Linked DNA regions of Mus musculus: all the other regions are linked to region 4. The links are chromatin contacts, found by Hi-C or POLR2A ChIA-PET in ENCODE. All regions are on one chromosome and are shown on one strand. The core of a region is the stretch at or near the end of the contact, and the rest is flanking DNA. Distances in the headings are between cores, read along the strand shown.

What was found. A loop is a pair of places that touch in the nucleus more often than their neighbours do. ChIA-PET counts read pairs that join two places held with the same protein, here RNA polymerase II (POLR2A).
Region 1: POLR2A ChIA-PET joins it to region 4 with 27 read pairs in embryonic stem cell. The contact joins the promoter of Spag7 here to the promoter of Arrb2 in region 4. POLR2A ChIA-PET finds 5 or more read pairs at or near these places in 3 of 5 experiments (Patski and embryonic stem cell).
Region 2: POLR2A ChIA-PET joins it to region 4 with 11 read pairs in embryonic stem cell. The contact joins the promoter of 0610010K14Rik here to the promoter of Arrb2 in region 4. POLR2A ChIA-PET finds 5 or more read pairs at or near these places in 4 of 5 experiments (Patski and embryonic stem cell).
Region 3: a loop to region 4 is called in a map of left cerebral cortex, with 2.0 times the contacts of the local background. The contact joins the promoter of Slc25a11 here to the promoter of Arrb2 in region 4. A Hi-C loop is called at or near these places in 1 of 37 maps with a recorded cell type or tissue (left cerebral cortex). POLR2A ChIA-PET finds 5 or more read pairs at or near these places in 3 of 5 experiments (Patski and embryonic stem cell).

Annotation. Positions count from the first base shown.
Region 1 is chr11:70,666,575-70,673,677 of GRCm38, reverse strand. Spag7 (sperm associated antigen 7) reads left to right here and starts at 4,262. Exons shown (of 7, transcript NM_172561.3): 1 at 4,262-4,481. The coding sequence starts at 4,397. It overlaps Camta2 (calmodulin binding transcription activator 2), which reads left to right. Exons shown (of 23, transcript NM_001190376.1): 17 at 1,598-1,794; 18 at 2,045-2,228; 19 at 2,599-2,670; 20 at 2,767-2,787; 21 at 2,942-3,129; 22 at 3,258-3,332; 23 at 3,416-4,215. The coding sequence ends at 3,479.
Region 2 is chr11:70,232,622-70,239,394 of GRCm38, reverse strand. It overlaps 0610010K14Rik (RIKEN cDNA 0610010K14 gene), which reads left to right and starts at 1,481. Exons shown (of 6, transcript NM_145758.1): 1 at 1,481-1,611; 2 at 1,770-1,864; 3 at 2,417-2,518; 4 at 3,184-3,371; 5 at 3,595-3,699; 6 at 3,931-4,191. The coding sequence starts at 1,591. The coding sequence ends at 3,935. It overlaps Rnasek (ribonuclease, RNase K), which reads left to right. Exons shown (of 3, transcript NM_173742.3): 2 at 381-457; 3 at 925-1,272. The coding sequence ends at 1,066. It overlaps Gm40191 (a long non-coding RNA gene), which reads right to left and starts at 384. Exons shown (of 3, transcript XR_879979.3): 1 at 201-384. It overlaps Mir497b (microRNA 497b), which reads left to right and starts at 4,579; the gene lies at 4,579-4,703. It also overlaps Mir497 and Mir195a.
Region 3 is chr11:70,642,399-70,649,344 of GRCm38, reverse strand. Slc25a11 (solute carrier family 25 (mitochondrial carrier oxoglutarate carrier), member 11) reads left to right here and starts at 2,306. Exons shown (of 8, transcript NM_024211.3): 1 at 2,306-2,577; 2 at 3,117-3,269; 3 at 3,355-3,561; 4 at 3,725-3,815; 5 at 3,905-3,995; 6 at 4,076-4,175; 7 at 4,255-4,306; 8 at 4,424-5,326. The coding sequence starts at 2,483. The coding sequence ends at 4,579. Rnf167 (ring finger protein 167) reads right to left here and starts at 2,110. Exons shown (of 9, transcript NM_027445.3): 1 at 1,393-2,110; 2 at 1,236-1,316; 3 at 1-124. The coding sequence starts at 1,476. It overlaps Gp1ba (glycoprotein 1b, alpha polypeptide), which reads right to left. Exons shown (of 2, transcript NM_010326.3): 2 at 5,359-6,946.
Region 4 is chr11:70,429,244-70,435,894 of GRCm38, reverse strand. Arrb2 (arrestin, beta 2) reads right to left here and starts at 3,315. Exons shown (of 15, transcript NM_145429.5): 1 at 3,142-3,315; 2 at 323-353. The coding sequence starts at 3,164. It also overlaps the pseudogene Gm12314.

The sequences.
Region 1 (7,103 bases), core at 3,013-5,512, 240 kb before region 4:
CTTGGGAGGCAGAGGCAGGCAGATTTCTGAGTTCAAGGCCAGCCTGGTCTACAGAGTGAGTTCCAGGACAGCCAGGGCTATACAGAGAAACCCTATCTCGAAAAAACAAACAAACAAACAAACAAAAAAGAACTGTACTATTGTAATTACCTGTGGACCCATGAAGGGCAAGGTTCTTTTTTTATTTGTTTGTTTGTTTAAGATTTTATTTTATTTTTATTTATTTATTTATTTATTTAGAGACAGGGTTTCTCTGTGTAGCTCTGGCTGTCCTGGAACTCACTCTGACTCACTCTGTAGACGAGGCTGGCCTTGAACTCAGAAATCCGCCTGTCTCTGCCTCCCAAGTGCTGGGATTAAAGGCGTACACCACCACTGCCCAGATATATATCTCTATCTATCTATCTATCTAGATATCTATCTATCTAGATATCTATCTATCTATCTATCTATCTATCTATCTATCTATGATGAGTACAATGTAGCTGTCTTCAGAGACACCAGAAGGCATCAGATCCCATTACAGATGGTTGTGAGCCACCATGTGGCTGCTGGGAATTGAACTCTGGATCTCTGGAAGAGCAGTCAATGCTCTTAACCACTAAGCCATCTCTCCAGCCACGTTTTGTTTTGTTTTAAAGACAGGGTCTCACTATGTAGTGCTGGCTGTCCTGGAACTCACTATGTAGGCTAGCCTAGCCTTGAACTAGCTCCACCTGCCTCTGCCTCTCGAGTGCTGGGATTAAAGGTGTGGGTCGCCACACTCAGTTGAAGGAAAAGGTTCTTAAGAAACAAGGTATGGAAGGCAGCTAGGAAGTGTGTGTGACTAGGGGTTGGTAATGACATGGAGTAGGAAGAAAGCTTGCCCATGGTAAAAGTTAAGGAAGGTATTAGGTAATGAATGAATGAGAACCTTCAACTGTGGACATATAAAACCTGAGGACATTCCTACTTTAGAAAAGCTAAGTGTAATTACGAAGCCATTAAGTACAAAAAAACAAGAACTCCATATCCAGAGGCAGGGGCAGGAGGATCTCTGAGCTCCAGGCCAGCCTGGTCTACATAGTGAGTTCCAGGACAGCCAGGGCTACATAGTGAGATGCTGTCTCAAAACAAAACCCCACAAGTGCAGCATCATGGAGTATGGCAAAGTGGGAAATGCTATAGGCCTTACAGCTTAGCTATTCAGCAGAGTGTTGTGTGGACAGTAAGCCCTGGGCTGGTTCTTGGAGACCTGAAGCAAGTGATGGGCTTAGGCTAGGCCTGTGGAGATATATGCTGGTCGTGTAGCATGGAACAGGTCCAAGTAGGATAGTGGACAATCTGAAAGGGTGCTAAGGTCTTTATCCTTCATATCTTGTGTTTGCTAGGGTATGACAGCACAGAGGGCTGTGTCCCTCAGAGGAAATCAGGAAGAAAGAAGGAATGAGGAACTCTGGTCCAGAACTAGTGGTCAGAAAAGCAGTTCCTGGGGCCTTTGCCTACTGGTGTCTAGAAAGAAGGAGATAAGAGAGCAGGGCTTAAGGTTACAGCTTAAGCTGTGCTGGAACATTGATAGTGAGGGCTCCACAGAGTTCACACATCTCCCTTCATCTAGGTGGACATGATCTCACTGGCCAAGCAGATCATCGACGCCACACCAGAGCGGATTAAACGAGAGGACTTCTCAGAGTTCCCTGACGCTGGAGCCTCACCACGGGAGCACACAGGCACCGTGGGGCTCAGTGAGACCATGTCCTGGCTGGCCAGTTACCTGGAGAATGTGGATCATTTCCCCAGCTCAGCTCCTCCCAGGTGACCAGCTCACCATAAAGCCTCCCAGTTCTTCTGCAGGGAAAGATGGGAGGGAGGAAGTAGGCTTCCTCATAGCCAAAGCACCGTTCTGGCTGAGGCCCTGGAGTGGTGAGAAGGGACCTGGGCAGGCTGGTGAACTCTAGAGCCACTCTTTACAGACTCTGGCTGAGGATCGTCCTTAATAGCCACCTCTTGCTAGGATAGGAGGGATTTAAACCGCTTTGTGATATCCTTTCCTTATCCCCCACAGTGAGCTGCCCTTTGAACGAGGTCGCCTCGCTATCCCCCCTGCACCTTCCTGGGCAGAGTTCCTCTCTGCATCTACCAGTGGCAAGATGGAAAGTGATTTTGCCCTGCTGACTCTCTCAGATCACGAGCAGCGGGAGCTGTATGAGGCAGCACGAGTCATCCAGACAGCTTTCCGAAAGTACAAGGTTAGACCTAGGTTCTTGGGATGAATTGTCCTTGACAGGGAAGACTATGGGCTCCCATTGCTTTTGTGGAACAAGCACTCACTCAGAGGCCTTAAATAGGAATGAGAAAGAATGGGGGGCGGGGGACACAGTACTTGCCACCAAGCCTGACAACCTAATTCTGATCCCTGGAATTCATGGTGGAAGAAGAAACTGACTGCTTCAAATTGTCTTCTCGTGTCCACACACAGGCAGCCTATATACACACACACAAAATAAGTAAATGGTTTTTAAAAAGTTTTAAGGAGGAGACTCTGGGAGGAAGAGGTGGTCCAGAGTCTACTAGGTGGGCCTTGAGAGGCTCAGACGGGGCCTCATTCTCTTCCTTTAGGGTCGGAGGCTGAAGGAGCAGCAGGAGGTAGCCGCAGCGGTGATCCAACGTTGTTATCGGAAGTACAAGCAGGTTAGAGCATTTTCTCAAAAGTATACCAACACGCGTCCACCTAACCTATCTATCTCTGTGCTATGAGAGCCCTAACGTCCCCTCTCTTTCCACAAGCTGACCTGGATTGCACTTAAGGTATTAGGCATGAGATCTGGGTGTGAGTAGTCTGATTCAGCCGTGGGTGGGTCAGAGAACGGGCTCTACATCAGCCTAATTGAAGGGTGACCTTCAGAGGTTTGGATTTCTGTCTCTCCATTTCAGCTCCTGTCCCCCCTCTCCTTCCCTGCAGTTTGCACTCTATAAGAAAATGACTCAGGCGGCCATCCTGATTCAGAGCAAGTTCCGAAGCTACTATGAACAGAAGCGGTTTCAGCAGAGCCGCCGAGCAGCGGTGCTTATCCAGCAGCACTACCGCTCCTACCGCCGCAGGCCGGGGCCTCCTCACCGGCCCTCAGGCCCCCTTCCTGCTCGAAACAAGTAGGGACCACCCCTTCCTGCCCCTATACAGCCCTCAGTTTACCTCTTTGTTAATGCCCACTACCTCTATCGGCCCTCCAGCCTTTCCCTACAATGGTCTTAAAGTGGGGACTCTTCTTTCCCACCAGGGGCACCTTTCTCACCAAGAAGCAAGACCAGGCAGCCCGGAAAATAATGAGGTTCCTGCGGCGCTGCCGACACAGGTTCTAACCCCATCCTTACCTCTCTGCCCTGACACCTTTTCTGATCCATCAGTCTCCTCTGACTTGGCTCTGTCTCTCCGCAGAATGAGGGAACTGAAGCAGAACCAGGAGCTGGAGGGGCTGCCCCAGCCAGGACTGGCCACCTGACCTCTCCAACGCCTTTCTTCAAAACCCTGGGAGCCCCTTCTGGCTGTCTAAACAAGGAGAGGGCTTTCGGGACTAGGGGAGCCCCCTGTCGGCAGCTCTTCACCCCTTCACCTTTTTGGGAGCCCTTCGTAGAACCCCCGCCCCCAGGCCTTACACGTTTCCTCCCTTCTGGTTGTGCCTCCTCTTTTGGTCTCCGGCTCCAGAAGACCCACGCCCCACATATCTGCATCTTCAGCTGTGACCTCCGGAGCCCTGCCTGCACCTTCTCCATATCCCCGTTCCTGCCTGCACCTGACTCGGACCTTCCTGACTTGCCTTATTTATTTGTTCGAGAGTCTCTGATGAATGTATCCGCCTCGGTCCCCACCGCTGCCTTCGCTGCGCGCGCCCTCGTGTTTCAGGGGTGACTGCCCCCACCTTGACTCCGCATGTTTGCGTCTGTTTCCTCCTTTCCTGGCCCTGTCTTCCCCATCACCCTGACTCTCTGGTCGCCCACGTAGGGGCCAAAGAGGAGGGGGTGTACATAGGATCGCGAGGCGGAGTCCCGCTCCCGTGGGGAGGGGTGTGTACATAACTGTAACATACAGAGTATAGTGAAGAATCTATTTAAGGCGCTGCGCGGCCGGGCGTCTGATTCCCTGGCGCGGCGGGAGCCCCCGGCTGGCTCCACGAGCACTTTCTACTTGTGCATGGGCTTGGTTTATACGAATTGCCATTAAACGTCTCTGCACCAGCTAGCCTCCGGCCTCTCTCTGCTGGGGGCGGGGTAGGAAGGTCGCCACGCAAGTCGCCGGCCTCATCTCGCTGCCTTAAGCGGGGCGGAGCAGCGCGGTTTTTCGCTTCCGACGTGTTTCCGGCCTTAAAGGCATTTCGTCCTTCCCTTTAAGACGCACCGCCCCCTCTCACTCATTCCCAAGATGGCGGACCTACTGGGCTCCATCCTGAGCTCCATGGAGAAACCACCCAGCCTCGGTGACCAGGAGAGTCGGCGCAAGGCCCGAGGTGAGGATCCCAGATTCACAACCGCGTATCTTCGCCCGATTCTTGGGACCACACTCTTCCCTCTTTGAATAATGCCACCTCCTACCCTAACAGACCCCCCACAGGCCACTTCTGAGACCCTCAGAGTCCCTAAAAGGCCTGTCGGCCCGCCCGCTGTCTTTTGCAAACAATGATTGGCTACCTCAGCCTGCCTTCTACCTCCAGTCTCTTCTTCCTATCCTCGCCTTTTACAGTCCTTGTTTGCGATTGGTCAACGGGCCTGCCTGTCTGCTGTTGGTGAGCTCTGATTAGTAGGATGCCTTTCTTCCGATTGGAGGATGTCGTATCCATCGCCTCGGTCCCGCGAATCTCCAGTTCTATTACGATTGAGTTTAGGGCACGCCCATCCACCCGTCTGTTCCCCTCTATTGGCTAGCTCAGCCAAAAGCTCTACCTTTAAAGTGTTACCTTTTCTGACCGACCTCAGCCTCAGCTCCTCCCATTGGTTGGCTGGATCCTCCTATCTTTATGCCCCTTCTTGAGTTGACCCAGTCCCTCATACCTTCCACCGCCCTTTCCTAACTATAGCCTTAAATTCCTGTGCTGCCCAACTAGATCGTGATGTTGATTGGAGAGATGAGAATGCCCCGCAGGCTCCGATTCGCCATCTCTCCTTCCCAGCCCCCGCGCTGAGTAGCTAACCAGAAAGCTCGCTGGGGTTTGGCAGCCAGGGTAGGGTGCGGCCCGAAGTGGCCTGCCCTGTATTGGCTTGGAGCGCATGTGAAGGACTTTATAGAAAGGATAGCCTTAGGTGCATCCAGCTCCCAACCACGTGAGCCTTGGTCGTGGATAAGTCTCCTACCCGCACCTACTACCCATCTGCTCAAAGGAGGCAAGACAGGATGCTTTCAGAATGTTCAAAGACTGTTAAATATCTGTACTCCCTTATTTACAAAACTTGTGAAGCCAAAGATGCTCATCAAGGAGATTATAGACCATGTCTGGGACGTTTATTAATGATCATACGGAATTTTAATAACCAATTAATATACATGTGTAGGAAAGATTAATTGGGAGTCCCAGGCTTGTCTGAAATGAGCCGAGCAACAAAGAATAGGTAACTCAGTAAAGGGAGTGCAGTCTGTTCGAAAGCTATGGGAAAGCAGAGCTTAATAGGAAACAGGAGTTAGAGTTACTTAATGTTCAGCTGAGTAATAGGTGTGCTCCCATCAGCCGTCAGAATAGGAGGCTTTAGCCACTTGCCTCGGGTCTCAGGTTACTAAGCTGAATTTGGAACCCAGATGTGAGCTCGTAGCCTCAGTGTTCTTATGCTACCTCCCAAGATGCAGAAAACACTGGAAAAGCAATCAGAACACAATGAAAGGCCAAGATAGTGAAGTCAGACAGACGAGAGCTTCTAGTTTGTCAGGTCTTGGACTCTGACGTCTAACTGGACAGGTGAGCAGGGTCAACCCTCCAGCAGCTCATAGCCTGGTAAGGGAGACAGGGGGAAAAACAAAACAAAAAACCCCACGTCTTTAGCAGTGAATGTGCTTAGAGCGTAGAGGAAGTCTTGACTCACGGTGAGGATTCAGTGTTTGCTGTGAGAGGAGGAAGAGCATTCCAGAGAGAAGGAGCACGTGCAGAAGCATGGAGTGACTAGAAAACAGGAAGAATTCAGTGCCACTTTGGGGACTCAGTCCTGTGGAAGAAGCAAGCTTGGATTTTGAAACACCAAAAGAAAGGGGAAGGGACATTTGAAGCTGAGGAACAGGAGGAAGATGTGTGCCCAATCACAAGAGGCAGCAACCCCCTACCATGGGAAGCGACAGGCAGGATAAGGAACCAGGTTAAAAGTAGCTGAGCGGGCTGGAGAGATGGCTCACGGTTAAGAGGACAGACTGCTCTTCCTGGGAACCTGAGTTAGATTTGCAGACTCCACATCAGGTTCCTTACAACTGCCTGTAACCCCAGCTCCTGGGGGGAATCTGACATCTCAGATCTCTGTGGGCACTCGGATTCATACATAGACGAATATGCATAGTTAAGATAATAAAAATAAATCTAAGGAAAAAAGGTAGTCTGGTGGCTGGGAATGTTTCTCAGTCAGCGGTGAAACACTTAGCATATGGAAGACCCTAGGTTCAAGTCTCAACACCACATTTGTCAGTCCTCGGCTAGCATATCTGTAAGTTTGAGGCCAGCATGGACTCCATAGTGAGTTTCAGGTCTGCCTGGAAGTCTCAAAGCTGGGAGTAGGGAGAGAGAGCGGACAGCCCCGTATTGCTTATAGTTGGGGTTGCGGCTCAGTGCCAGAGCTCATGTCTAGGTATATCCCTGGGGTTGCAGCTGTCCCCCAAGGGCAGACGGGATGATCTGGTACAAAGGCAGGATCTGAGAGAGGGGAGGAGCATTCGGTAAAAGAGGAGAGTTTATTTATGGCTAACTTTGGACACCTCTGCCTCCAAAGAAAAGGTCAATGTCTTAGGGTTCCTGCTGCTATGAGGAGGCGCGTGATTGAAAAGCACTCAATGGGCTTTCTAGACCAGAGTTCCAGATTTCTTCTTCAGTGGCCCCACCCCCACCCCCAGCCCCCAAGCAAACCCAACATGGCCAGCCTTGTCACAACACTAGATCATTCTC
Region 2 (6,773 bases), core at 232-2,731, 190 kb after region 4:
TGAGTTGAATGGAGGCGAGGGTGAAGTGTGCTTGCCCCCGAAAACGGTAGCTGAGGCCTTGCTTCCCCAGGGCCCTCAAGGCCGCCACTTCCAGAAATATGAAGTGTTTCATCTCCATCTGCTCCCATGATAATGACGCGCCTCGGAGAGCTGTTTGCCATATACCTCCCTATACCCAGTCACTCTTCCCAAGGTCCTACCTCACGCCCTGTTCCACATGGCTGAGTCCGAATCCAGATACAACCACCAGATACAACTAGCCCTTTCTAGTTCATCTCTGGCGCAAGTGTTGGGCCAACATTAGACAGGGGAGGAGCCTAGGGAGCGACCAAAGAAGTAAGGTAAGAATTTGACAACCTATCTATTCCTTACTCTTCCAGATAATGCTCGGGATATTTTTCAATGTCCATTCTGCTGTGTTAATTGAGGACGTTCCCTTCACAGAGAAAGATTTTGAGTAAGTGGTCGGGTACTTGGGCGAGTTGGGCGTGGATGAGGAGTAGCATGGTTTGGGTTTATGGGGAGGACACTTCTGAAGACTGGACATTTGTGGCCCTAGGTTGGGGACTTCAAGAAGAGGGCTGCTCTCTACAAAGTAGTTGGGTGGCAGCACGCAGGGTCCTAGTTTCAATCCCCAGCGCGAGAGACAGAGACACAGAAAGGCATGTACTTAGGAGCAGTCTTGCAAGCCACGTTTCCATGGCTACCCAAGCCCACCAGCTTAGATGTGGCCTCTTCCAATATTTTGCCTTCCTGCTCCTTGGTCTACCTCTGTAAAATGGTTACCATGATAGAATTCATTTGGTATGCTTCTTGGGAAGACTAATAGGAGTTAAAGTGCTTTAGCATGGTGTCTGATGCATAGAACTTGCATATTGGATGCTCTGAATGGCTGACATTTCCCTGCTCGCTCGCCACCTTCAGGAACGGTCCTCAGAACATATACAACCTGTACGAGCAAGTCAGCTACAACTGTTTCATCGCCGCGGGCCTCTACCTCCTCCTCGGAGGCTTCTCCTTCTGCCAAGTTCGTCTCAACAAGCGCAAGGAATACATGGTGCGCTAGAGCGCGGTCCGCCTCTCCCTCCCCAGCCCCCTTCTCTATTTAAAGACTCCGCAGACTCCGTCCCACTCATCTGGCGTCCTTTGGGACTTGTGACCCTAGCGAGACGTCATCCCTGGCCCTGCAAAACTGCGCCCAGCCTCTGGAGGAGACCGAGGGTGACCGCGCCCCGTTCTGAACTACAATAAAAAGAAGCGGTTCCCCCTAAGCTTGCTGTCTGTGCTTTCAGGGAGGGGCGGGCCCGGGCTGGAAGGGGCTGAGACCGGCCTCATCGAGGAGTCCGGACCCTCCGACGGAAGTGGAATGAAGCTAGCCGGAAGTGAAGCAACGTCTTCCACCTCGTCTTCCTCCGCGCGGCGAGGCCCCTTGAGTGACTGGGGAGAGGTCGGGTCTCGGCCAATCAGCTGCAGGGAGGGCGGGACTTCCTGCGCGGGAGCCCGAGCGGCCGGCTGCCGGGCTCTCCGTGGTTTCCAGCTCGCGTGGTGGTGGTGGCGGCGGAGCGTCTCCGTGAGGAGGTGCGCGGGGCCATGACGTCAGCGTCCACCAAGGTTCGACCTCCCTCGCGGACTGCGCTCCCTGGCGGCCACGGGAGGGTGGGCCCCCTGCCTGGCTCCCGGCTGGTGCGCGCTGGGCGGGGGGCGGGCGGATCCGAGGCTGGGGTGGGACGGCGCGCTGCCGGCCCCCCGTAATGCTGCTCCGCCCCCAGGTTGGAGAGATCTTCTCCGCGGCCGGCGCCGCCTTCACGAAGCTCGGGGAGTTGACGATGCAGCTGCATCCAGTCTCGGACTCTTCCCCTGCCGGGTACGTGAGACCAGCCTAGGACCTGGACTCCGAGATCAGACGCTTGGACTCAAGTCACAGACACGACCCTCTCTAGAGCAGGGAGATAGAGTAATTCCCCTGTGCCTGGCCCAGCTCAGTGTAGGTGGTAATTGTTGAATTAGTGGATGACAGGTAAAGAGACTACCGAGGCCACAGCCCTCCACTGCAAACCGACAGAATGTCTGCCACCTACCCCAAGCCCTGTGGACTCCCTCAAACTGCTGCCACACATCTTTCAAGGGTTGTGTTTGTAAGGCCCCTACTTGTTTCATTGGTTTCCGTTGGGTTGTTTATGGAAGCTGTTACATGATGAAGTGATGTTTTCAAGTGGCCCTGGATGTAATTTCATGTGGCCAGCGATTTGTCCCCAGGGCTTTTTTTTTTTTAAAAGGAGGTCCTTTTTATGAATCTTTGAAAGGTGCCCCTAGAGACTAGGGGGAAGAGGCTGCTGGCTGTGGACGGAATAGCCTGTGGGCTGGTTCCACACATCCCTCTTCCACTTTTGTTATCACCCTTCTCCCCTTCCGACAGTGCCAAGTGGACGGAGACGGAGATAGAGATGCTGAGGGCTGCTGTGAAGCGCTTTGGGGACGATCTTAATCACATCAGCTGTGTCATCAAGGAACGGACAGTGTGAGGGAGGGTGGCTGGCAGAGAAAGGGGAGGGTGGGCAACTTTCTTCCTCCTGACCCATTGTTCTCTCTCAGAACTCCCAGCTCAGCATCTTTCCTACTTTGTTCCTAGTTTTGTTAGCATTTCCTTGAAGACTGAGAGACTGTCACTGTGGCAGTTGGTCGGAAGATCAGGAAATGCAGTGGTCACTAGGGCCTGCAGAGAACTTTATTTTCATGGTGCCCAGATACTCAGTGGTTGTGTTTGATGATAAGAGTTCCCTAGCTATTTATGTAAATCCTTTGAAACTGGCATGTCCAGGGGATGCATTCTGAACTAATTAGTTGGTCAGGTTCTATGACAGTCTCAGTCTACCTTTATGTCACCACAACATACCTGGTGGTCCTACAAAACCATGCATCTCTCCCAGAGGATCATGAAAAGGGCCTTTCTGGCCACTCAGTTCAGGGACTCCATTCATCTTAATCTATTAGCCCTAAGTGGATGCAAAAGTTCTGAACGTGGGGGGGGGGGGGAGGACCCTTATTACACATGAACTGGGGCCTTGACCTGGATATCTACAAAGGAACTCCTAGAATTCCTTCAGAGTGGCCCATTATTCCCTCCCCTCCCCTCTTCCCTCGGCTTCTCTGATGACACCCTAATCTGCTCTCTCTCATCTTCAGGGCTCAGATAAAGACCACTGTGAAGCGAAAAGTGTATGAAGACTCCGGCATCCCCCTTCCAGCTGAGTCACCCAAGAAAGGACCCAAGAAGATGACGTCCGGTGTCCTCTCACCTCCAAACGCCCCTCCACCCAGCAGCTCCAGTGTCCCTGAAGCTGGGGTTCCTCCCATAAAGAAACAGAAGGCTGGTGAGGGCTGTGGAGTTGCTGCCTAGGGTAGGGGTTAAAGGTCCTATCTGAGATTCAATAAGAGAATTGGGCCTGGGTCAAAGAAGGAGAGACGCTTCTCTTCTGTACGCTGGTGATTCCAGAGTGGGTAGAGGGATGTGTAGAGCATGAAGCTTTGGCAGACTGGGAGGAGGGAAAGACAGCAGTCAGGGAAACCTAGAACTTAGCCTATGCCCCCTCCCAGATGTGACACTCAGTGCTCTGAACGACTCCGACGCCAACAGTGACCTGGTGGATGTCGAAGGGCTAGGAGAAACTCCTCCAGCCAAGAAACTCAACTTTGACCAGGGTAGGAGTCCTCCTCCTCCCACGCTGGCTGGGGGTGGGGAACATACTCACCTGGATGGTAGGGGAGGGTCCCCACAGAAAACCCCTTTCTGGTGCAGGGGCCTCAGAAGGAAGATTCAGTGCAGGGGAATGGGTCAGTTAGTAATACGGCGTTTGAGGAGGTGAGGGTTTTCTTGGAAAAATCCTCCACGCTTGCTCCATCTCTGTCCGTTTTCCTTCCTGTTCCAGACAGCCTGACCCTGGACTCTGGCCTCCTCACCACCTCCGCTGATGCTCCTCTCCTCTCCTGCTGAGCCTTCCACCTCTGACCCTCATTGTTCACCCTGGACCTGTGGATCACCTGGGACTCTAAGCAAGGACTGCCTGAGAGAGGGTCAGAGGGCTGCTGGAGCCATCCACCTCGTTCCTGATAACCATGTGCCCTCGCCCTTTGACTTCTGTGTGATGGACATTTTTATACAGAAAATTATAATTAAAAAAGATTCTCTCAACATGGTGCTGCCAGCTGCCGTTCCCTCTCCTCTGCTTCGCCCTCGGGGCTTGGCCCCTTCTCAGTAGCTCTCACCACCCTGCCTGGAGCAGCACAGCCAATATTGGCAGACTCACTTCCCCATGCCAATATTTCTGTGCTGCTAGAGCCAGGAGAGTTGGGTGTGGGCAACAAAGACTCTACTTTGCTCTGTGGGGCCAGAACTCATTACCAGGGTTCCTGATAACTGGTATCAGACAACCTGGGGGTTGCAGAGGGGCTCTTTCCAGTGTCTCCTGTCCCACCTTGCAAGAACTTCATCACAATACCCTAGACGGTGTGTGTGTGTGTGTGTGTGTGTGTGTGTGTGTGTGTGTGTTGCTTCTCCAGGGTGGCCTCCCAGGGCCAGGCTCATCGGTGCCTCCCATACCCTCGCTCTAACACCACAGTGTGGTTTGGACGTGGCCACAGTGCCGTACAAACCACAGTGTGCTGCTGGGGCGGGGGCAGGACTGGGGTGGGTCGAGAGGAAGACAGCACAGGCAGTGCCGTGAAGACCCCCACCTAGAGTGAGACAGAGGTGTGAATGGCAAACATGGCCCCCCAAAAAAGCTGGGGGGGGGGAACAATCAGGAACCAGCAAAAGTAGTTTAGCAGGCAAAGGATAGGGCCCTGGCAGATGAGTCCAATGTGATAAGCTTGGAGCATTCTTCACCTCTGTAGGAATTCAGCTCTGGGGATCCTTAGGAAACGGGATGACTGGGGAAGACCAACAAACTGCCTCCCACAAAGGCAGGGACCTAAGGTTTCCTGTGTCCATTCCTCCCTCCCTAGGTCAGAACCCAAGAGAAATGCTGGAAGACACAGGGCCAAGGACAGCAGGGTTGGGAGTTGGCAGTCCAGAGGTGGTGGGGCTGGAACACGGTTGAGAGAGGGGGGCCGGAAGTCGCCCTGGGCCCTGGGCCTGCCACAAGATGGAGGCCAAAGGCAGGAAATGGAGGCCAGGGAGAAAGGGATGCAGCAGAGCCCAGGAAGAGGCTCATCTGGACCAGAGGGCAAAGTATTCAACCCCAAGTGCTGCTTCCATTCCCCATGGTCCCCCAAGACCCACGCCCCACCCACACAGCAACACTCATTAGCCCATTCACCAGGCCCAGGCAAGCAGGCCCACCCCTGAGAGCCACGTTTAAGCAAAGACAAACATGCCTTTTCCCCACCCCCAACCCTAGGCCTTCCCATAGCCCTTTCCTCCTGTCCAAGACTTGATTTTAAAAAGAACCTCCCAGAAGGCAAAAGTTTCTTCTGGAAATTTCAAAACAAAACAAAACTCTGTAAACCCTAGATATTAACCTCCCATATCTCATCCCACCTTTTAGCACCACCAGGCTTCCGACACACCCCCCCAAAACTCTTAGCAATCAAAAGATTTAAGATGGTGTGTGAAGCAATCTTTTTAGGCCCCCCTAGTATGCCAGACCCTCTCCAAGACTACCAGATCACCTATATCAAGCCCTGCCAACGCCTCCTGCTCCTTGCACCCTCCTGGACCCCCAGAAACAACTGCTGTCCCCCAGCTCCCATCCCAGCAAAGCTTTTGTGGGGCTAAAAAAAAAAAAAAGCAAACACTGTCCTAATGTCTGTAGGAATATTGGGGGCTCTCAAGTCTCAAGCTTTGGTTTCAGTATGAGGTGCTACGTCTTAGGGGTACAAGAGAAAGCTTCTCTGGTCATCCCCCCAATTTCAAGAGTTACAAGGCGCAACCCCACCCCAGCACGCACCTCCAAACCTCCCCCCCAACCGCCACGTCTCTCCTGAAAACAGGGGACACTTTCCTCCCCACTTACCTCAGCTACTCTCCCCTGAGATCCTGGTCCCCTATTTTGAAAGGAGCAAATTTTGGGGTGCATCCCTCACATTTGGGGTGCAGGAGAAAAGAGACGCCCCAGTCGCATCGCTGGCCTCCTTCCTCTCAGCTGGCTCAAGGACTGGGGAGTGCCCTGGGGTGGGGGACCCCCACAAGAGAGCTCTGGAGGGGTTCCTCCACTCCCAGTCAGAACTGGGGACACCCCCCCAAAACCCGTCCCAGCCCATCCGTCTCCAACTCGGCGGGAGAGGCAGCTGCATTGCCCCAGTCAGATTCCCCCAACACTACATTCCTCACCCCATCTAGAGGGATCCCGGGGCCCCCAAAAAATCCCAAAAAAATCTAGGATGTTGGGAAGATGGTCCTGAACTAGCTACCCAAATTTGGGGTCCTTAGATACCCCCGTTTTTTCAGGAAAATTCTGTCTTTCTCCTGCCTCCCGCCAGCCCTGCTCTGTCCCGATGCCAATTTTGGAAGTCACTCCCTCCTTCCTCCTCCCCGTTTCTCCAGGCCCCCCCGCTTGGGGGCTAGGGTCCAGGACACCTGGTTTCCAGACCGGGGGACACTCTTTAGAAGGCTAGGGGCCAAGAGGTCAAGCTCATTGCCCCTGTCTCAAGGAAGCAGGAAAGCCCGATCCTCCCCTCCCCTCCCCTCCCCCCTGGCTGGTCTCGGTGGTGGTTTAGGAAAGCCTGGAGGACTGGAATCTGCCATTGCTATTGCACAGGCAGTTTTTTTTTCCTTG
Region 3 (6,946 bases), core at 1,057-3,556, 210 kb before region 4:
TGAGGTCAAAGTTGCAGTCGAATCTTCGAAGCAGTGCAATAAAGACTGACCCATTGACCGGGGCTGAGGGTGGTGGGGCAATAGGACCGCAGGCATTTTCTGGGTGGGCCTCCACAAGGAACCCCTGAGGGATAAAGGCAAACATTTTCATCTTTAGTTCTGTCTTCCACAGGACCTACCACACATAACACTATATACTACCTGCATTCTGCAGCTCTATCATTGCTCATTCTGGAGGTCTGAGCATCCCACCCAACACTGAATCTACAACTCAGACATGGTGATACATGCATTTAATCCCAGCACTTGAGACTACTGTGAGTTGGGGACAGCCAGAGTTCCAGAGTCCAGTCTCAAAAAAAAGAAAAAAGAAAAGGGATCTCTCAGCTTTCTTGAAGATGCAGTTACAGTAAACTACATCCCTTACCAGAGGCTCCCTTAACTTCTCAAGCGTAGTTTAGTTCTGCTTTTAAGTTTCCCACCGATAGTGGTTCACCTTGCTACTCATTCATGGCATTTTCAACAAGTTTCATTTTCCAATTAGCCATCTTACAACTCTACTGCTAACTGTGGCCGAATGAATTCTTGCTATGTGGCATGAACTTTGTAGTGAACTACTACAGACATGCTTATCACACTGGCACGATAGCCCTAGGTTAATTTCTATTTCTCATTTGACTCAGAACCCATAAAAAGCTGTCCATGGCCATCTATACAAACAGTAAGTTGCTCCAGAGACTGCTGATAAGCACCTGCTTTTTATCTTAGCCCACTCTCAGACTCCCTCTTAAACTTGGGAGTTCTAGGGGTTGTAGATGGTTCAGTGCTTAAGCGCACTGGCTGTTCTTCCAGAGAACCGGAGTTCAGTTCCTAGCATCCATGTAGCAGCTCACAACTGACTGTAACTCCAGTTCCAGGGGATCTGACACTCTCACACCTATGCATATAAAATAAAAAATGTTAAGTTCTAGAGGTGGGCACTATCTATTATCTCTGGATTCTGGACTCTGCGCGCTGGACATGATCATGCACTTAGGTTTTTCTGGATTGGGGACACTTTTTTTTTTTTGCTGGAGATTCAACCTAGAATCTCACTCATACTAGAAAAAGCACCCTATCATTGAACTATCCGCAGTCCACTGCATTCCGCTGCTAACTCCACTACTTCCTACCTCCTGAGCACGGCCACTTCGCCCCTACCCAGGATCCATATAGGGAAATGGGGAAAACATCACCTGCAGTCCCTCGTCGCTCAGAGTGGCCCCAAACAGAGCTGGAAGGTCTGCAAAGTCCATGCTGGCATTGTGCTCCGAAGTCTGCAGACGGAACACTACGTGTTTCAGTCTGAACCCCATTCTCAGCACCCTGTCCCCGTCCGACCCTCAGACTCACCGCTCGAATCAGCCCTCGGACAGGGGCTGCTCCCCACAGTACAGTAGCCACGACAACAGGAAGCGGGAAGGCCGCAGGGTGCATGGCAGCGGGAGGGGTAAAGCTGCGAAGGTCGCGTTCTGATCGCAGGAGCAGAAGCCGAGTCCTGCGCCCTCCTCTGCCTCTCCTTCAGGATCCCAGGGGTCCAACCACCCCTAGGTCCCACTTCTCAGCTACATGGGGGCGTCGGGGAAGGAACTCCGATTCAGGGAGTGAGCTATCAAACCAGCTTAGCGGAGCTGGTAGGGGAGACAATGTATCTTTCTCTAGTACAGAAATAGGACAGAATAGGAGCGAAGGCAAACAGGTAACAACAACAACAAAAAAACTTCCGGAAGGGTAGGAGAAACCTCAAAGAGGTGGGACTTCCGGCCAGGTAGACTGTCTTCCTATGCCCCTGGAAAAGGGTTTCCGGTAAGAAAGGCCAATTCCAGTATTGGACGCTCAGGACGGAGGACTTCCGGTCCCGAGAGGCCGGTTGAAAGAAATGTTTGACATGTAGAAGGAGCCTGCGGAGATGGAGGGAGCTTCGATGCTCAGGAGACGATCTAGTTTTTTTCCCTCAGTCCCTGAGATCCTGGAGCTGCCCTGTTTACAAACCTCTCCTTCGTCTGGCCGCCACGGTACGTTCAAAGTATCGCGAGAGTGCTTGCCACCACCCTCCCTCCACCCCCCCACCCCCTTTCGCCGCTGAAATATATCGCGAGAGGCCTCATAGCCCGAACTCGGCTGATTCACTTGCTCTCGCGAGGTTTTCAAACAAGCTTTTTTTTTTTTTTTTTCCCCGCGATTCCAATTCCGGAGGGGCGGGAATTTAGGGTAGCTTCCTAAATCGGCCACGCCCCTTCATCGTGCATCTTAGCCCCGCCTTATTCCCCGGCTGCCTTTGCGCTCCGAGCCTGCGCCCGCCCCAGCTTCCAGCTGGAGCCAGATTTGCCTGTCGGAGGGGCGTGCGCGCGCGCGCCCTCACCCTGTTGCGCGCTGGTGTCACCTTGGGCGCGAGCGGGGCTGTACGTGCACGGGACCCAAAGCCGAGGGCCATCAAGGGGCGATGGCGGCGACGGCGAGTCCTGGGGCTGGCCGGATGGACGGGAAACCCCGTACCTCCCCTAAGTCTGTCAAGTTCCTGTTTGGGGGCCTGGCTGGGTAAGCTCAGGCCCCAGTGATGGGGGAAAAGGAGGAAGGGACGGGAGCAAGCACCTGGGCCCAGTGTAACTTGGGGTGTGTTGCAGTAAATTGAGCCGGTGCAGGGTCCCTGATGGGTTGCCAGGATCTATTCATCCTTTGCAGGGACCCAACTGTGCTGCATTCAAGGATCTTTACCCTGTGTTTCCACCACCTTTGCTTCGTTGTGCCTGTTTGGGTGGTGGGTATAGGTCATTAAAGGCTTTGTTATAGGACTGCTTGGAGTCTTAGGATGGGGACGCCCTCTCCACCTTTCTTTAGATCGCCTGTAGTCCTAATTCTGCTTGAACCCTAAAGAACTGCCTGAGGCTTTTTGATTTGCATGCCCCTTACTGGGCAACTGGACTCTTTTGCTGGCACGTTGCCCTTGATGCACACACTTAACACACATGCCCACCAGCCTCCTGAATCCTTAGTGGCCCTGACCTTTGTAACTTCTTGCCAGGTTGCAGTAGAGCTGGAACCACTGACCTCTGATTCCCTTTCCTGCCTCACTTCAGGATGGGTGCTACAGTCTTTGTGCAGCCCCTGGACCTGGTGAAGAACCGGATGCAGTTGAGTGGTGAAGGGGCCAAGACTCGAGAGTACAAAACCAGTTTCCATGCCCTCACCAGCATCCTGAAGACAGAAGGCCTGAAGGGCATTTACACTGGGTACTGTGGCCTCAAGTTGGGGAGGGAAGTTGTTGGTTGGCAGGTCCAGACCTTGGCCTGATGTGCTGACATTTCTACTCTTCAGGCTGTCAGCTGGTCTACTGCGCCAGGCCACCTACACCACTACTCGCCTTGGAATATATACTGTGTTGTTTGAGCGCCTGACTGGGGCTGATGGTACACCCCCTGGCTTTCTTCTGAAAGCCCTGATTGGCATGACTGCAGGTGCAACTGGTGCATTTGTGGGAACGCCAGCTGAGGTGGCTCTCATCAGGATGACTGCTGATGGTCGGTGAGTTCCGTTTCTGAGCTTAACTCCAGCCCCATTCCTGGACTCTAGGATGGTGTTGTTAGTCTATATCTACATCAGGGCACTTACCTATTCAGGCTTCCCTTTCTTTGTTCCATGGACCCTGGTCTGTCCTGATCTTGGCCTTTCCCTGCCTTTCCCCCAGGCTTCCAGCTGACCAGCGCCGTGGCTACAAAAATGTGTTTAATGCCCTAGTTAGGATTGCCAGGGAAGAAGGAGTCCCCACACTGTGGCGGGTGAGTGCGAGGGTTGGAGTCTTGGGCCATGCTGGGTTAGATCTCTGGCACTTTTGACTGTCTCCATTGCCTCCACCCTCCACCTCCAGGGCTGCATCCCTACCATGGCTCGAGCTGTCGTTGTCAATGCCGCCCAGCTTGCCTCTTACTCTCAATCTAAGCAGTTCTTGCTGGACTCAGGTGAGAGACCCAGAGCTGAGAACTTGAGCCTGGCCTGAGCTACCTGAGAGTTGACTACCACCTTTTGCTTCACCTCCCAGGCTACTTCTCTGACAATATTCTCTGCCACTTCTGCGCCAGCATGATCAGTGGCCTCGTTACCACTGCTGCTTCCATGCCTGTGGACATCGTCAAAACTAGGTGAGTCTGCAGCCTGGGACTGGAGAACTTGGGGAGGCCCCCCTTTCTGGTTTTCATGTTCATACTGACTCTCTTTCAGGATCCAGAATATGCGGATGATTGATGGGAAGCCAGAATACAAGAATGGGCTGGTGAGGAGGGGGGGGAAGGGGTGCCCTGGGAGGGATGCGAAGGGAGCTAGGGACAGGGGACAGAGCCTGGACCAGGACCAGGGCCTAGCCCCAGCACTTGCCTGCCTGTCTGTCTAGGATGTGCTGCTGAAAGTCGTCCGCTATGAGGGTTTCTTCAGCCTGTGGAAGGGCTTCACACCATACTATGCCCGACTGGGCCCCCACACTGTCCTCACCTTCATCTTCTTGGAACAGATGAACAAGGCCTACAAGCGTCTCTTCCTCAGTGGCTGATCTGGCATGGTCCCAGGACTAGTGTGCCAGGCTTCCAAGCCATCCACTGCTATTACAGTCGCTATGCCCTGGAGGACCTGGATTCTGCTACCCTGGGCTATTCTATTTATTTTCCCTCTCCAGTGTGGTTTTCTCCTTTGCGGTAAAGAACTTAGTCTGTTCTCCCCCTACTCCAGCCTGCCTGCTGTGCTTGCCTGATGCTTAGAATCACTTTGCCCCTGGCTCTTCCTGAGGAGACCTAAGACACACACCAAGGATTTCTAGTCTCCTCTTGGGTGTTAGATTCAGGGCACACCAGACAGCAGATCCCTCTCTCTGGGGAATCCAAGGCAGAGCTGAGGAGACAGGAGAAAGCAGAAGCTGTCAAGATGACAAAGGGTCTATGGTGGAAGATGTGGCCTTCCTCCTCCCTGAGGACTTAATAAATTGGATTGAAATACCAACCCCAAATCTGGATAGTCTTAAGGATCATAGGGGGAGGTAGCTGCACAAAGAAGCTTATATCTCTGGAAAACAAACTGGAGTTTTAACAAAATAATTAAAGAAAGTCACCTACTGGTTTTATGAAAATGCTGTGTAAAGTCGTAACTCAACAGCTGACAGAAAAGAAGAAGAAGCAGCAGCGCTGGGCAGTGGTGGCTCAGGCCTTTAATCCCAGCACTCGGGAGGCAGAGACAGGCAGATTTCTGAGTTCGAGGCCATCTTGGCTATACAGAGAAACCCTGTGTCAAAAAACCAAAAAAAAAAAAAAAAAAAAAAACCAACAACAAAGAAGAAGAAGAAAAAACTGGGCCTTGTGCATACTTGCAAGCCATTTGTCCCAAAATGTGGCTGACTCACAAATTATATCACAGTTGTCAGGAAAAGCCTCTGGGATCTGCCTTTTCAGCATCAAGAGGGAAGGGACAACAAGTCTAAATTGAAGCAGGGCATAGTGGTGCTTGCTGTTTATCCCAGCACCCAGGAGGCAGATTTCTGAGTTCAAGACCAGCCTAGTCTACAAAGTGAATTCCAGGACAGCCAGGGTCACAGAGAGAAACCCTGTCTTGAAAGACCAAAGCAACAACAAAAACCCCCTGGACTTCTATGGGCTAGAGCCACAGTGGTTGAGTGAGAGGTTCAGAGCTCTTGGGGGATATAACGGAGTCAAACCCAAGGATTGAGGCAAAAAGAATATTGATCAGAAACTGGGTTGGCTAGAGAAAGTGATTATTTTTTTCATCCATTTTGTTTGTTTTTTGAGACAGAGTTTCTCTGTGTAGCCCTAGCTGTCCTGGAACTCACTCTGTAGACCAGGCTCGCCTCGAACTAAGAAATCCACCTGCCTTTGCTTCCCAAGTGCTGGGATTAAAGGCGTGCACCACTGCCCGGCTTTTCATCCATTTTTTTAAGAAGTATGATTCCCAGGCTCTCAAGGATCCTACAGACTTGTTGGCATATAAAGGGCTATGGAAAGGTCAAACCAGGAGACGTGCTAGGCAGCCTGAGGGCTGTATGCCAGGTCAGACAACAGGCAGGCAGCAGGTGCGAGCTGTCCCTTTGGCAAAGCCTTAACAAAAAAGATGGTAGTGCAACATCCTGGTGCCTCTGCCGCTACTTTCCTTAATCCTTCCATGCGCAGCATGCCCTAGGCCACCCTAGGTAGCCACCTGGAGACATTTGGAGCCTGCACCTTTACTTAAGGAGTTTAAAGTCCAGCAAGAAGATGCAAGAACATTTGGAAATGGCTATAGCAGTGGACTGCATCTTGCCCAACTTAGGAGAAAGATTTGTTCATGGTAGTAGTGAGGTAGACTGAGAAGGAGGCAGAACTCTTAGCTAAAGTGAGGATGGGCTCAGAAGAAGACTACTGCTGGCACAGGTGACCCATGAGACATTTCAGGTATGAGGTACCATGAGAGATGAAGGTGAACACCATGAGAGATGAAGCTGGACACTAGTGTCACATGCCAGGTCCAGGTCAGCAACAAGATGAGGACCACAGAGGCAAATAAGAGCCAGAGGAGACCAAGGACATAGAAGCCCAGGGGGAGAAAACAGCAGTCAGAATTGAGAAAAGGACTGCTTTCAGAAGGTGAAGTCCATGAAGAAAAGTCTGATGGCTAACCTCTAAGATTTGTCTTCTACTTGGAAGAGTTAATGGCAGGAAAGAGATTGAGTCAGGTTCACCGGAAGATCTAGAACCATCTGGAGAAGGGCATTCCATAGACCCCGGAAAGTGCAACCTTCCTTCCCTTATCTGGCCCCCAATCCCCGAATTAAACTAAAATGAGGTGTGGAAGAAAGCCTCACTGGGAGAATCGATGAAATTTTGGGAGAGAGAAAGATGCCATTACATCCAGCTTTGAAAACAGGAGACTCAAACCC
Region 4 (6,651 bases), core at 2,066-4,565:
AGGGAACACTCAGCCAGACCAGGCAGGTAGCAGCTGTCCCCACAAAGGGCTCTGAGATAAACAGCCCACAGCCTGGGAAACTATTAACTATTCCTAGCTCAGGCACCCTGGGTTGGTTTCTAAGAGAGTTACAAGCTTGCTTAGGAACCCAGACCCCACCCAGCCCTGTGGCTTCTTCAGACTGCGGCAAGGGGCTTAAGGAGGGAAGGAAGTCAGTCTGCTTTTAGCTGTCACAGGAAGTGGGGAGCAAAGGCTTGGGGATCATCGAGGGCTTTGATCGGGCCCAGGGAGGATCAAAGGGTAAGCATCGAGGGGGACTCACCTTGCAGTTAGGGCTCGACTTCTTGAAGACCCTAACAAAACAGAAAGGAAGACCCCACTGCCTCCCTTAGGCTGGGCAAGGACCACCACACCAGGACTTATCCCTCCCCAGCCTGAGAAGGGAATTCAGCCTGGATCCCTGCCCTACCCTTCCCACTGCTTTTTTATAAAGTCCCAGTATTTCCCACATGGCAGCCCCTCGAAGCCAACTGTCAGGGCGAGCGAGCCTTTGCTCCTTTGCTGTTCGATGCTACATAACTCACTCCTCCTCTTACAATAATGGCCACTAGCTACCCCAGGAACTACCCAGGCTCTCCTCCCCAGGGGACCCTCTCCAAAACTGAGAGCGAACTGGATGGATACACACTGTCTGGGTCACACCTAACACCCCTCCCCACCCCCCTTTTTTGACCTTGGCCTTCGTATGTAACTCTGGCTAGCGTGGATCTTGACATATAGACCAGGCTGGCCCCAACTCAGATCCATTTGTCCCTGCCTCCTTGGTGCGAGGATGAAAGGCACAAACCATCACACTCAGATAATCTTTTCAACTGACCTCTAGCTTCAGGGACCCATACAGTGACTCCCGGAGCAGAGCCTAGTCTCTGCCCCTCAGATGGTTTTTGCCCAAGTCTGACTATTTCGTGAACCTCCAACAGCCTCGCAGCTTAAAAAAAAATCCACTGTGGTCCCAACACAGCAGCATCCTATGGCAAAGATGGTGATGCGGCTAACATGGTACAGGGGGGCTGCTCTGTTCCAACTGCATCTATTGCTCTTATAGCCCAATGGCTGAGACTGAAACATCCCTGTTTTACATCGAACAAGAATTCTGTCAAAGGTCACAGAGAATGTACAGGGTGGGACTCGGATATAAACTTAAGGAAGGTACCTTGGCTTCAAGACCCTGTTCTCAACCACTACATAGTGGCGGCGCTTGCCTGTCACAGTTTGTCAAGTCAAAGGGGATTTTTTTACACGGGTACTGCAACAACCTAAGCCTAGACTCCACCCGCTGCTGGGAGCATTAGTAGGAAACTGTCTAGTGACCCCAGGGCTCTGGCTACTCGGTGGCTTATTCTTCCAAGTGTCATTCTGCCCCCTGTGAGGCATGCTGCCCCAGGGGCAATTCCTGGGAAAGGACCCCAGGTAACACACTGAATAATGCCCCGTGTTCCATCCTCCCTTCAAGCACCATGTAAATGTCTGCTCAGAAAACCACTTGTCTCTTCCTCCCCAAAAGCCAAGCTGTCCATACATCACAGGGTCATACTTAGGGTCATATGGCATATACATAGGGCGCCCCTACGTATCCCCAAGTAATAAGGCACATTGGGACATGGTGGCAGTTAGAACAATCACTCTAATTTCTGTCCCAATTAGGGCTGACAGCTCAGACATCACCTAGGCTGGCTAGCTCTTCTACCTCTGGTTTCTTCCTGCCCTGTATTTTCCCCCAATGGGAGCCCTGACAGAGCCTGTGACAGCCATAACCAGTGTGTCTCAGGCAATTGCCCTGGGGTAACTACAGAGCATCTGCTCTCTACATCTTCCCCAGCCACCTCTTGCCTGGTTAGGGAGCGGGCAGTGGGCACATACTGAGGCTGGCCAAGGAGGCAGAGTAAGGGAATGACCAGGGAGGTACCCAGCTTGGGGGGGGGGGTGCAGCTAAAGCAGATGCCTCTTAGCACTTCCTGCCATTCTCTCCATTTCCTGTGGCCCAGAATTTGATGAGATGGTAGGGAATTATGCCAAGTCAGCAGTCTTTCTCTGGACCATCTACCCCCTCCCTGAAGTACACAACGGAAATTTGGGGGCCTCCCCCCAAGTAAGTGACTTCCCCTTTCTCTGGGGTGTTTAACCTCAAATCCAGGAGGTCAGTCTTCCCTGTGGACATCTCTCTCAGATATTGGTCTTCTTAATGCTGAGATGCCTACTTTCTCATACTCTAAGGGCAGTGGGAGTGGTGGGGTTGATCCCATGTTTTGCAGAAGTCACTGCTCATAATCAGGCCCTTATTCTTGGTCCTCTCCGGCTTGAGGCACATAGCCCCTACCTATTCTTTAGCTCTTGCTCCTTTGGAACTCAAGCATTCACCCCATGTCCTCTTGGGGGTGTTGGGTCACAACAGGAAGTGGATTTTGCTATAGACCAAAAAAGAGAACTCTGGTATCAGTGGAAGGAAGGAGCTTCGATTGCACAGAGAACATCCGGGGAGAGGATGTGTGTCCAGGGGAGATACTACCTCTCCCCTCCACCCCCAGGAGAGGAATACAGTCCAATTTCAGCGAGGGTCCCTACACACTCTTCTCTCTCAAGAAGAAGCTGTTGCTCCTAGCAACCTAGAAGGCAGAAGTTTGGTAGCAGAGCTATCGGGCCCTTGGGACAGGTGGGAGCAATCAGACTGTGGGGTATTGGGCAGGAGGCTTTCCATTGGTTGGGCACGAGTCTAGGGGAATCCCTTCCCAGCATCCAGTCTCCCAGCACACAACCCCTCGGGGCCGGCCACCTGCTCCTCCTTCCTCCGCCCTTGCATCACAGCCTGCACAGAGAACCCAGTAGTCCGACTCCTACATCTCTGCGAGAACCCAGGCGTGGGTTTCCCGATCCCCATCAGGTCTTGCTTTTTGCAGGAGCCCTAGCACGCACGCTCCACTCCAATATCTCAAGGACCAAGGCTTGCGGCCCCGGACCGCTACCCTCTAGGGACCCAGGCGTCCGGCCCCGGGGTTTCTTCCCCGGTGTCCTTGTCTGTGGATCAACCTGGCACACCCCACGAGCAGCCGCCCATGCCCCGCGGCACGGCCCCACCTCCCTTACCTGGTCCCGGGTTTTTCTCCCATGGTGCGCGCGCGCTCGCCGCCCTCCGCCCGCCGGGTTCGCGGCTCGCTCGCAGCCTCCTCGCCTGCTGCCAGGTCCCCGCTCCTCCCCGCGCCACTGCGCACGCGCGTCCTCACTCTTTCTCCTCCTTCCCCTCCCCTCGCGGTCTGGGTCTCGGGGAGCCGGGGCCAGCTGCGTCAGCCGGATCCCGCGCGCCGCGGCGCAGCCCGCCCTCCTCGAGCTGGCTCCGCCCCACGCCTCCGCCCTCCGTTTCCCTCGGGGAAGCCTCCCCGCGCCGTCCCTACTCCCGATCTCCCCGCCCCTCCTCAAGCTTTTAGAACTAGATTGGGCCCCTTTAAAAGCAGGCGGCCGCCTTCGAGGAGATTAGAAGCAGCTGATTGGCCGTTGGTATCCGTAGCCCTGCAGGGATACCTCCCCTTTGTTTGCTTTCACTGTAGTGGAGGAGGGACGGGATCGAGGGGGCGGTGGGAATGAGCTCAAGTGCTGTCTAGTTCTGAGGGCCAAGGGCTGCCCACGTGGATGCACCGTATCAGTTGCGTGATGATGCTTGCTTTGGGACGCGCTGCTCATCCCTGAGCTTGCAGCCTCGTTTGGCCTGCCTTTCCCGCGTTCTTGTGGTCTTCAGCTCCCCCTGGTGTATCGTCTTTGATTTTTTTTTTTTTTTTTTTTTTTTTTTTTTTTTTTGTGCAGGGTCAAACATTAAAACATTTTTCAGACCTTGTCATCTCGACTGTCTATCCTAGCTATCATTCACCCACTCCATCCATCTCTTATTTTCTTCATCCTTCCCTCCCTCTCCATTTCGTGTTAGTCATTGTGCCAAGCCATCGGGACCAAACATGAATTATCATGGCCTAACTTTCCTGGGATCTTTGAGACATAGGAACAGGTATTATATTATGCTCCCAGGAATGCTATAATAGAGGTATGACTCAGAACATCAAGCAACTAAAAGCCCAAAAGCCTTTGCTTGGCCAGCGTGGGGGAGGAGGGAGTGCAGTCACTCACTCCATTGGATGGGAAATTTGAGGACAGACATTCTGAAGGATGGGCAGAAGTGGGGAAAGGACATTCTTTATAGACGAGTGCTTGTGGGTTAGATGGCAGGAGGCAGAGAGCTGCAGACTGTGGAAGGAAGAGACTGCGGAAGGCTTTGTATAGCAGGTGAAAGAAAGAGCCTGAGGATCTGTAGTGTTTATCTAATTTAATGTAATGTAATTTTCTGCTAAGGCCTCACGCATGCTTGGTAAGGACTCACCACTAAGCTCTGTCTTTAATCGCAGCCCAGCAATGATTTGATTGGATTTTGTTTTTCACCAGAGGAATGTCGAGATGGGATTTCTCTTTTCCGGTAACACAGAGCATAGCAAGACCGCTAGAAGATAAGCTAGTCAAGGGAAAACGATGAACAGGGAGTGGAGGGGGAACAGAGGGGCCATATTAGAGGTTCGTTGCTGGGGCAACATTGACTGGGTTTGGCAGAGGGTGAAAAGGGTGACTGACAGAGACAGGTTTTTCTCCTCTTCGGTCTCTTCCTTCTACTCTTACCCATTTCCCCTCAGTGGAATACCTTCATGCCTCTCTCTCCACTTTTCTCCATTTGAAAAACAATGTACACGAGAAAAAAAAATCTCAGATCATCTTTAATTTTTAAACATAGACCTTGTTTAACACCTGCTTACCCCTCCCCCGTTCTATTGTCACATTTTAAGTCTGCTCTTTCATTGTTACAATGTGTTACACTTTATGTGTCTGAGTGCTAGCCTGCATGTAAGCATGGTCATCACCATTTGTGTGCACAGTGCCTATGGAGGTATCAGATCCCCTGGAACTAGAGTTACAGGCAGTTATAAACCTCCACGTGGGTGCTAGAAAGTGAACCCAGATCCTCTGTGAGAACAAAAAGTGCTCTTAACCACTGAGCCATCTCTTCAGCCCCAATATGATTCTTTGAGACAAGGTCTCACTCTATAGCCCTGGGTGGCCTGGAACTCACAGGGGTCCCCCTGCCTCTGCCTCCTGAAGCAACACAGTCAGCTTAAATGTACTCGAGTTCTTAACAGTAAGCTTTTTGACTCATGAATTTATTCAGATTTGACCCTTGCTAAAGATCATGTTCAGAGGTAAGGCAGTCTATAGCTAAAGTGGAATTTGGGGGCAAGGGTCGTAGTTTAGTTGTCAGGGTGCTCGCCTAGCAATCATAAAACCCTTGTGGGAAGCTAGAGAGATGGCTCAGTGATTAAGAGCACTGAATACTCTTCCAGAGGAGCCGGATTCAATTCCTAGTACCCACAGCTCACAGCTGTCTGTAACTCCAACATCTGACACCCTCACCCAGACACACACGCAGGGGAAACACCAGTGCACATAAAATTAAAAATAAAAACAAAAACCTCATATTGGATCTCTGGCAAAACTGGGTGTGGTGGTGAGTGGGGGATCAAAAAGCCAAGGTCATACTCAGCCACATATCAAGTTTGAATTAGTTTGGGCTAATTGAGACTTTGTCTCAAACACACACACACACCAACAAAATATAATCAACAACAATATCAATAAAATAATGAGCTTTTGTCTACAGCAAGGAGAAAGACAATGGTCAGTACAGCATGAAATCTGTATAGCTTAGTGGGTAAATGCACTTAATGTCAACTCTAATGACCTGCTTGCGTTCAATCCCCAGGATTTACACGGTGGAAGGAGAGACCCAATCCCTATTCCCCACCCCCACCCTCACACACAAGTTGGTCTCTGACAGCCACACAGCCACACAAATGCCATGGCTTGAAGGCCCCTGTTACACAAACACACAATTAATACAAGTGCTACTTAAAAAATAAAGTTCAGGGAATGATGCCATCCATGGTGGAAGAGTCTTCACACCTCAATCAACCTAATACAACTATTCTTGCATAGGCAGACAATAGAAGATATGATTGTAGATCACTTCTCAGATGAGTAGATCTCATCAAATTGACAACTGAGATTAACCACCATATTGTTGTTGTTGTTGACTGTCCTGGAACTCACCCTGTAGACCAGGCTGGCCTTGAACTCAGAGATTTACCTGCCGCTGTTTTCAGAGTGCTAGGATCAAAGGTATGCACCACCACTGCCTCACTATATTCTTTAATTTTAAAGGTATGAGAGAAAATCATGTTTTTCCAGAGAAGGTGAAGATGGCTTTGGCCTGGACTGCAGCCATGAGAATCTGGTGGCTGCAAAGGGTGAGGTGCCGCTGGCAGCCTGGAAAGTGTCCCACATAACCAAGGACATGCTGTCATGGCCGTATCCTAGGGCCCCAGAAGAACAGGCCAAGACACCAAGAAGTATAATATGCACATGGAAGACTAGGACAAACTGCATGGGAATGATGGCAGGGTATGGTGACTCTCTGAAGCGCCCTGATCACAAACAACATGACAGGGATCCATGGCATGAACGGGACCTCTCAGACCTGAGGTTGAACTGTGATGGATTCACGCACTG